Linked DNA regions of Homo sapiens: region 1 is linked to region 2. The links are chromatin loops, found by intact Hi-C in ENCODE. Cell type or tissue: psoas muscle. All regions are shown on one strand. Links, peaks and the distances in the headings refer to the core of each region. The heading gives the core; the rest is flanking DNA.

Evidence for each region. Hi-C counts contacts between places; a loop is a spot of excess contacts. Peaks named below come from ENCODE experiments on the same cell type or tissue, not always from the same donor. Only the 100,000 strongest peaks of a DNase experiment are listed, where the experiment ranks them.
Region 1: a loop joins it to region 2, with 2.0 times the contacts of the local background. A loop is called at or near these places in 1 of 110 quality-filtered maps.

The regions. Positions count from the first base shown.
Region 1 is chr4:182,477,459-182,481,864 of GRCh38, reverse strand. The region is part of intron 3 of TENM3 (teneurin transmembrane protein 3); the gene reads right to left. Among named protein-coding and RNA genes, the nearest start is that of TENM3, 240 kb to the right of the region's middle. In psoas muscle, for the core only: CTCF peaks have their summits at 1,853 and 3,272 (motif pointing left); no DNase peak of the experiment used is centred there.
Region 2 is chr4:182,678,229-182,682,634 of GRCh38, reverse strand. It overlaps TENM3 (teneurin transmembrane protein 3), which reads right to left. Exons shown (of 28, transcript NM_001080477.4): 8 at 2,759-2,969; 9 at 2,286-2,387; 10 at 1,898-2,092; 11 at 621-821. Among named protein-coding and RNA genes, the nearest start is that of DCTD, 240 kb to the left of the region's middle. In psoas muscle, for the core only: no CTCF peak of the experiment used is centred there; a DNase peak (open chromatin) is centred at 2,034; H3K4me3 peaks cover 677 bases.

The sequences.
Region 1 (4,406 bases), core at 226-4,225, 200 kb after region 2:
TTAAGTTATTGTTAGAAGTAAATTATAATTGTATTGTATTTTATTGTATTGAGTGAGTGATTGATTTTTGAGACAAGAGTCTCACTCTGTTGCCCAGGCTGCAGTGCAGTGGCACCATCTCGGCTCACTGAAACCCTTGCCTCCTGGGCTCAAACAATTCTCCTGCCTCAGCCTTCCCAGTAGCTGGGACTACAGGTGCACACAGCCATGCCTGGCTAATTTTGTGTATTTTAGTAGAGACGGGGTTTCACCGTGTTGCTCAGGCCGGTCGTGAACGCCTGAGCTCAGGCAATCCGTCTGCTTCGGCCTCCCAAAGTGCTGGGATTACAGGTGTGAGCCACCGTGCCCGGCCTATAATCATATTTTAAAGTAGAAAAATAATTTTAAAAAAATCTCAACGTAAGTGTAAAGGTGAGGATTTACCCTACTGAATAATGAATCTTTAAGCACAAAAGATTGTTTAAAACAGATAACTAACAGGAGCTATACTTATTTCATAAGAATTTCAGAAAAGTCAAGGTAAAGTAAAAGAGAAAATGAGGTGTCTTCTTTATTGTCACAAAGTTCAAGATAAAGAAAAGCGATTTAACTTTTAGGTTTATATCTGGACTTTCTCTTTAACTCCTTGTTTATTGTTACATTTAAATCTTGATTTAGAAATTAGTTTTTCAGTCTGTTTCTTTAAAAAATATATTTACGACTTGTTATAGAAACTCTCTTGGCCTCTCTCTGAATTATTTTTCAGAGTCTGTGTTACAAATTCTCAATTATTCACTTTGGCAAAATGCAATTTCTCAACTTCTAACCCCAAGCAATAGATAAGAGGATTATATTAAAAAAGAAAGAAAGAAAGAAAAGAAAACGACTCTTCAAATAGACTAGTATTTAACAGAAAAAAAGGAAACTCTCTCAACTACTTGTGCCTTTCAAACTCAATAAAATGACTCCGTATATCTCAAAATCAAATACCCAATTCTCTGTTCCCTGAAACAATTGCCTAAAAATATGTCAGTTCAGATTTGACATAATAAAACCATATTTTAGTCATTGACAGAAAATTCATATTGTGTCTAGAGATCCACCACATAAATTCAGAGTTAAAATACAAGAAGCCTAAGAAAATTTCATAAAATATCTATATGCTTTGATTTTTCAAAAAAAAGAAAAATTAAAATGATACAACCAATTGTTCATTAAATAGTACTGTTTTCAAAGATACAGAGTTCCAAATAGAATTAGAACCAAATTTTAACTTTTCATCTTTACGAAGACACTTTTTAAAATTAAATATATATGCATATATATGAATTTAAAGCAAATGTGTTAATATATTAGTTACTTAAGGCCTACAAGCAAACTTAAAAACTGTATTTCAAAAACAATTCTTTCACACTTTGGCAAAAGGAAATTGTGATTTTGAAAAACATCATTAGAAAACTGGCCTGCTGTGTTTCTAGGATATTTTAGCAAACAATTAACGATACCAAGAGCCTCCAGCAGCTATATTTGCAAAAGGCTTCAGTTTGAAAGACTGGGAGAGTGAAACTTAAGATATCTTGCTAAATTACTGTAAAATTCTAGACTCCACTCAAGATTTTACTTGTTAAATTATTATTATTGGTTTTATTTTTAGTGCCAATTTCACTAAGGAAGCTTAGCATGACCAAAATAAGTGAATCTTCCACACAGCTCAGAGAGATTAAAAATGTGATATCTGGAAAACCACTTTTAAAATTCTACAATAATATAGATCGTAATTCTCAAAACAGAATACTGTTGATACAATTTTTGAAACTATAATCAAATACTTCCTGTTGCTATCCATCATACCCAAGGAAGAATACAATATATTAATAGATTATGTGAAAAAAAATAACTATTCTTTACTTTTGTCTTTTCTAAATACATTTATTTTCTAAACGTGCAGGCAACACTTCAGGGAAAAAGACTTTATAATTCCATCCGTTTATTTGTTTTTACAGAATATCAATATCATAAAAAAGGTTCTTATATCTCAGAAATCCTAAATCAATATATATTGGGTTTTCCCTCACAAGAAAATTATACTCCATTAAGAGATCAAAAATATTTACTTCTAATTTTGAAGTTACGTAGAATTCTCCATAGAATGGAAAATGACAAAAAACAATTTATCAGTAGATCCTATGGTTATTTATAAAGAGTCAGAGTACTGTAAAAATAGTATTTTCAACACTACAAATGAGGATTATTACTTCAGTTTCTAAAGAAATGCCTCCCTCAATGCTTTCTTCAAACACTCAAATCCCAGCTTAATAAAAACAAATGGCATTCCTCATTTCTTCAAAATTACACATTCGATATCATAAGCCTTGCTGTTTTAACAAGATGCTACACTTTCCAATTTAGTAATTAAGTACTCATAAGCCTGAGTTTAGGCTGCAGTGTTCTGGGGATGATGGGCTGACTATAATAAATATATTTATAATCGTCAAATTCATGAATTTATTTATATTAAAATAAAATAAATAAAAAGGTAAGTTAATATAAAAACGTAGCCTGACTAATCCATAAAAGTGGTCTTTGGTATTTCATCACAGAACTAAATAAATTATAAACATGTATAGTATCATTAGAAAATTTTAACATTTCTATCCCTCAGTAATTCTACCCACTTCTGAAAATTACAGACTTTTAACTTGCCAAGCTAAAAGACTGTATTTTGTGTCTAACAGGAAACTAAACTGAACACTTAACTATATTGTTAAGGAAAATTATGACAAGTATTGGGTCCAAAGTATTTTACGTACTGAATCTTTTAGTTTCCAACTACAATTTTCAAAAAATTGAAAAACATTTTAAAAGACAAACATTCCTTCAAGTAAAATATACTAGTAAATAAAATGTACCAAATAAGAATCTATCCAATAAAATTTAGCCAACAACCATCAATCATAAAAGTCTTCCATTCCTAAAATAATCCCCACCCTAATAAAACAAAAGGAGTACTTTAAAACCATACATTTCTAGAAACTCTGCATGATTAAATAATATTTTATCTATAATATCATAACTAGTTTTAATATAACCAACACAAAATTTAAGTATAATCCATAAAGATTTGAAGATAAATTTACCCAGGTTTGTGTATTTCCTTTCTGGTTGAAGAGCAGACATCTAGATAAACTTTCCAGGGTTGATATTCTAGAACAATAGTACAAAAGCCTAAAAAAATGCTACAATGGTATATTTATTAACATATAAATTTTTTTACTGCCCTCTAGTGGCAAAGAGTCAAGTCACTGTATAAGGATGAAAGCCTGTGATTGGGAAGACTCACGGTGAGGGCTACAAAAAAATCTTGAAAAATAGTACAGCAAAATTTTACACCATATGGCACACTTCTTTACAGGAGATTAATTATTAAAAAAAAAACTCTACATATGAAACTCAAATTTTTTTCCTAAAAATATTATAAGAATGACATAAGCAGAATGAATATTAGCAAAGTACCGTACATCAACCATTAAATATTTTAACTGGCACTACAATGGCACTAATATTTCAAAAAATAAAATAGTCAATAAATTTTCACATGACATTAGAAAAAATTTGACTAATTCTTTAATTTTACTGGACTGGTTATTTTTAGTGTTTATTTTTAAAGAATGAGAGTAGTATGAAAATAATATTTTCAACACTACAAATGAGGATTATTACCTCAATTACAAAAGTTATTTTTAATTTTTTAAAATTCAAAATTCTAAAGAAAAGTGCAAAAGTGTTTAAGTTCCACAGAAACAAGTAAGCTAAATTAATATTCAGATTTGTTCCTGAAAGACATTTTACAGTTGAAACAGTTCTCACTATGTGTAAAATTGACAATTGGTATGATATAAAAGTATATATAATCTATAACTAAATTAACATTTGTTCTGCTTTGTACCAAATTAGTCACAGGTTCTCTCCAGGTATTTTCCAGAGCATCTGCATAATTTTATTCATTATTTTTTACTTTGTTTTTCAATATTCACTTTCTGTAATTAAAAATATGATTTAAAGACATAAAGTATGATTTTATTTGATTATTAAAAATAAGTATTAAAAAATAAAGTAGATGAACTGCTGTTTATCTGTGTATCTCAGATGTGATTTGTTGCATCTCAGATACAAAATGTATTAAACAGCTTGTGCTATGTAAAGAAAAGTATAATCCTGGAAACTTGGGTAATTTAATCATACAGCTTGTCTTAGGGGAAAATCATAGAATGCAATCAAGAAATAAAGAACGAAAAGACATTATAAACCTGACAGGAAAGTCACTGGAGGAGGGATTCAGGAGGCCGGTGGGAGGGCCCTATGCAGACCCATTCTGAAAGTTTTTAACCTTTAGGAACTCTGTGACCATAAAAAATAAATTTAGGCTT
Region 2 (4,406 bases), core at 131-4,130:
AAAGCCATTGTTCTAGAGGGCAGACACGATTTGTTAAGTCTTTCAGTCTTACAGGGCCTATCACAATGCCATGCACATAGTAAGTGCTCAATAACAACTTGGCTGATTGAATGAAATTACCTTGTCTTATTTCTATTATAACCATGTTATTATGATTAAAAACTCAGTGTTGAACCATTTATTCATATCATAATGTCTATACCTGTATACTCTTTACTGTGATGTTTAGCCTTATATTGTCAAATGATTTTTTTAAATTGAGCCTTCCCTGTTTATAAGATAATGTGCTTAAATCCCCAAGCTATACTTAAGATTTTAGAGAGGTTAGTTTTGGTTAGTAGTTCCATAAATTGAGAGTTAAGAAGATATGGTATCTCATGCAGATGAAAGATGAGTCTCCGCATAATACTAAAGGGGAAATTTTAGTGACAAACTGGCTAAGCCTGGTTCCTTCTTTTTTATAAGGCAACTACATATCATTACTTTTAATATTTATTTCCATAAAGAATCACTTTACTAAAATTTGTATTAGGTTTAAAAAGGGAGGTTTAAAGATTAAAATATCATCTTTAGCCAAACAGTATTAAGCAACTCGATTGTACTGCATTTATTAACCTCACCGTTTGAGCAGTCTGGGCCAGTCCAGTTAGGGTCACACGTGCAGGAGCCACTTTCTTGAAGATACGTTCCGTGGCCGGAGCACTGGTCTGGACACATGGTCTTCAGTATTTCACAATTGCTACCTCCCCATCCTGGACTGCAGTGACATTCCCCGTGGATACACACACCATGATTAGAACACCCAGGGTCTATACAGTCAGCTGGTGTAAAGAAAAGAACAATTTTATTAAATCCAGAAGATATCATAGTGCATGCAGAAAAAAGAATTAAATCCTAATCTAATTTATATGAACATTTTGGAAAATCAAATATTTATCTACCATTTTCAAGAACTTGTTTCTGAAAATGCAAAGAATTATAATACAATAAAGCATTAAGATCCAGCCTAATGCCATTTAGGTAATTGAGACTCTTGCAAGGATTTGTAATTTTCCTGAATTACACACACAGGCTCTTGAGGTTTCAGACTATTGCTCTCTGTTCTGCCTAATCACAGAGTAATAAGTATTGCCTTCTCTATAACAAAATCTGTGACCACTGAGTACTGACAGCTGTATGGGATCCTCACACTGTTTGAGAAATAAATGAGTTGCATACTCTCTATCCTTCTTAATTCACTTCAATGTGCTTTAGATGACGAGATTTAATTTAGCAATTTGACTCAATAAAACTTTACACTTGTAGGGTCAATGGCCTGAAAATTTAATTCCAGAGACTTAATTGCATTACTTTGTGTGTGCAGATCAATAAAATCAATTTGATTGAAGAATGGAAATGGTGCTTTTTTGCTTTCTGAAAAAACAATTCACCTGCACTTTACAGTATGGTATCTCGACTCTCATCATTATACGTATACAGCTATGGAACACATCCATGATGTCATACTTCTTTTAGGTAGCATATTATGTGTACTACTCTGTCTTTCTAGAGATGTCAAAATGCTAGATTTAGAAGCTGGCATCAATGTAAAAAACTATAAAAAGAAAAATAAAATCAACCGTCCGCTGTTAGTTTCAAGGCATAAAGGTTTGCTTGCTTTCTCAGAGTGAAGAAAAGGAATGATTCACAGTGCTGAAAAAGAGCAAAGGGGCCCTTTGGTGCTTGTTCTTTTTATTAGTTAAAATGTTAGTAAAACAATGCATTCATAAACATGGATTTTTCAAAATTGCTTTCAAAAGGAAGCGTATAAAAGAGATCTGCCCAACTAAAGATTACAGATACAATCTGTTTCTTTATGAAGATAACAACAGACTTCTGTGAATATTGACATGTTTACCTTCTTCACAACTTTCTCCTTTGTATCCTGAGTTGCAAGCACAAGAGCCCATGATACAAATCCCACGACCCCCACACTGTGGGTCAATACACTGGGTAGTCGGCACATCACACTCGGTGCCCTTCCAGCCGCTGAAACACAGGCAGCGGCCCTTGGAGTACTGCCCGTTGCCACTACATAACACTGGACAGGCGGCTGTGAAACAAGACACGACAGAAGAATTACAGCCACACTTTCCACCGAGCTTCCGAAAGAAAAGACACATCGCTGGAACAAGCAATATGCCAGTCTCCCCCCCCCTTTCTTTCCTGTCTCGGTAGTTTTTGGAATCACTTGTGTTTCTACAGCTTATTTATATCGGCTTAAGAGAAGAATCTAACTTGCATACCTCTTGAACAATCCGGACCCAGAAATCCTGGAAAACAATGGCAAGTTCCAGAAACGCATTCTCCATTTCCATGGCAATTTCGGGGACATTCCACCACAGACTCTGAAGAAAAAGGAAAGAAGGAACACTTGTTGTATAGCCTGCCTCTTGCAAAAGATAAACGGTATCACTTTGATCTTCATTTATGCTAGATAATTTGAGTAGTAAAGCAAAGCACTGTCACTTCAAATGCAGATTTTCAAAGTGTTTCATGACATATTCTCCTCTCCCAAGGTAATTCCAGAAAATATTTTCTCCCAGTGCTTCACAGTTTGTCACATATTCCCAAATAAAGGTTTAAAAATAATTCTCACATTTTACCTGGGCTTTAACACCCTAGGAATTACCCCAAATTGGTACAGATAATTTAGTTTTTATTAAACACGGCGTTTAGGCTATAGCCTGGAAAATGCTGCTTTGAAGACTATTCTTACCTATAACAATGGTATTAAAAGACACCTGCTCTGCATTTTTCCCATCATTATAAAAAGCCAGATGCCAGATTCCAGAATCCAAGTACTGGATAAAGCCGGCCTCATGAAGGCTGACGGATCTCGCCTGCCGCCCGGCTCTCTCCGTCTCAAGCAGGCTCCGCTGCTCTCTGGCAATCAGCCTGCTGCCATCCAGGAGCTCCACGAAGTCATACTGGGGGGAGGACGAGGAAAAATAGTCAGAAAGATAAAGGGTGGCTGCTTCTCTCTTTTTTTTTTTCTCTTCAATCTGTCTTCCTTTGCTCTAACAAATACAATGTTAGAAAGAAGTTCCTGACAGGTCCAAATGGTAGAAGTCTCCCATGCATAGCATTTACAAGGAGGACGCAAACTATTCGCCACACAGGGCTGGATTCAAACATCAGGGACCATTTTTTTCCCTTATTGGGCAATATGGTTTCCAAATTTATTTAATTCTACTGACTGATCAAAAGTTTGATGAGTTTAGGCAGTTTGGGGATACAAACATAAAATCTACATGAACTGACATTTCCAATCCAGCAGGCTTATTTTTAATGCATTAAATTCATAATTGATATATAATAGTCGTACGTATTTTGAGTGCCCTCCCGGCCTCTGGTATCCATCATTCTACTCTTTCTTTTTTTTAAATTTTATTTTAAGTTCTGGGGTACATGTGCAGAATGTGCTGGTTTGTTACATAGGTATACACGTGCCATGGTGGTTTGCTGCACCCATCAATCCATCATCTACATTAGGTATTTCTCCTAATGCTATCCCTCCCCTAGCCCCTGACACCCTGACAGGCCCTGGGGTGATGTTCCCCTCCCTGTGTCCATGTGTCCTCACTGTTCAACTCCCACTTATGAGTGAGAACATGCGGCGTTTGGTTTTCTGTTCTTGTGTTAGTTTGCTGAGAACCATCATTCTCCTCTTTCTGCTCATTCACTTTTTTAGCTCCCACATATAAGCAAGAACATGCAGTATTTGACTTTCTGTGCCTGGCTTATTTCACTTCACACAATGAGCTCCAGTTCCATCCATGTTGCCAGCAACCTTGTTTTAGTTAGACCACAAGATAACCCTGTACAGTCTTCTCTGATTTAACATTCATGTAGCAACAACTACTGTTGAATCCTTACTCCGTGCTGGTTCCTCATAGGAACCCTCGTAGGAAGGCTTTAACATTTGCACTTTACAGGTGAAGGAATCTGAATCTTGAGGAGGGTAGCAGGCTCTCAGACATCTGGTAATGGTGGGGTTGGCTTGTGAACTCAAGAGCACTTTGCTCCAAGTGGGGTCATTCCTCCCACCCTACTCCACCTCTCTTGTGACCCTGATGTGACCATCTCAAGCACCATGGAGAACGCCATGGGCTTTACTTAGTTATTGTTAGATTAGAAACATGTAACAAGATGCCTTTACATCTTTGATCTAAACAGTTAAACAATGGAGGGGTTCTGAAAGGATGGCAGTAACAGTAAACGTGCCTGATTATTCTTATGAATGGGTCATCATTAAACCTAAGTTTTGTTGTAGTAAAATTAGACATGAACATTGGTGACTGGAGAGTTTAAAAAAGAATTAAAAGTATAAAATGTGATTGTTAATATAGTGGGGTAAAATTTTG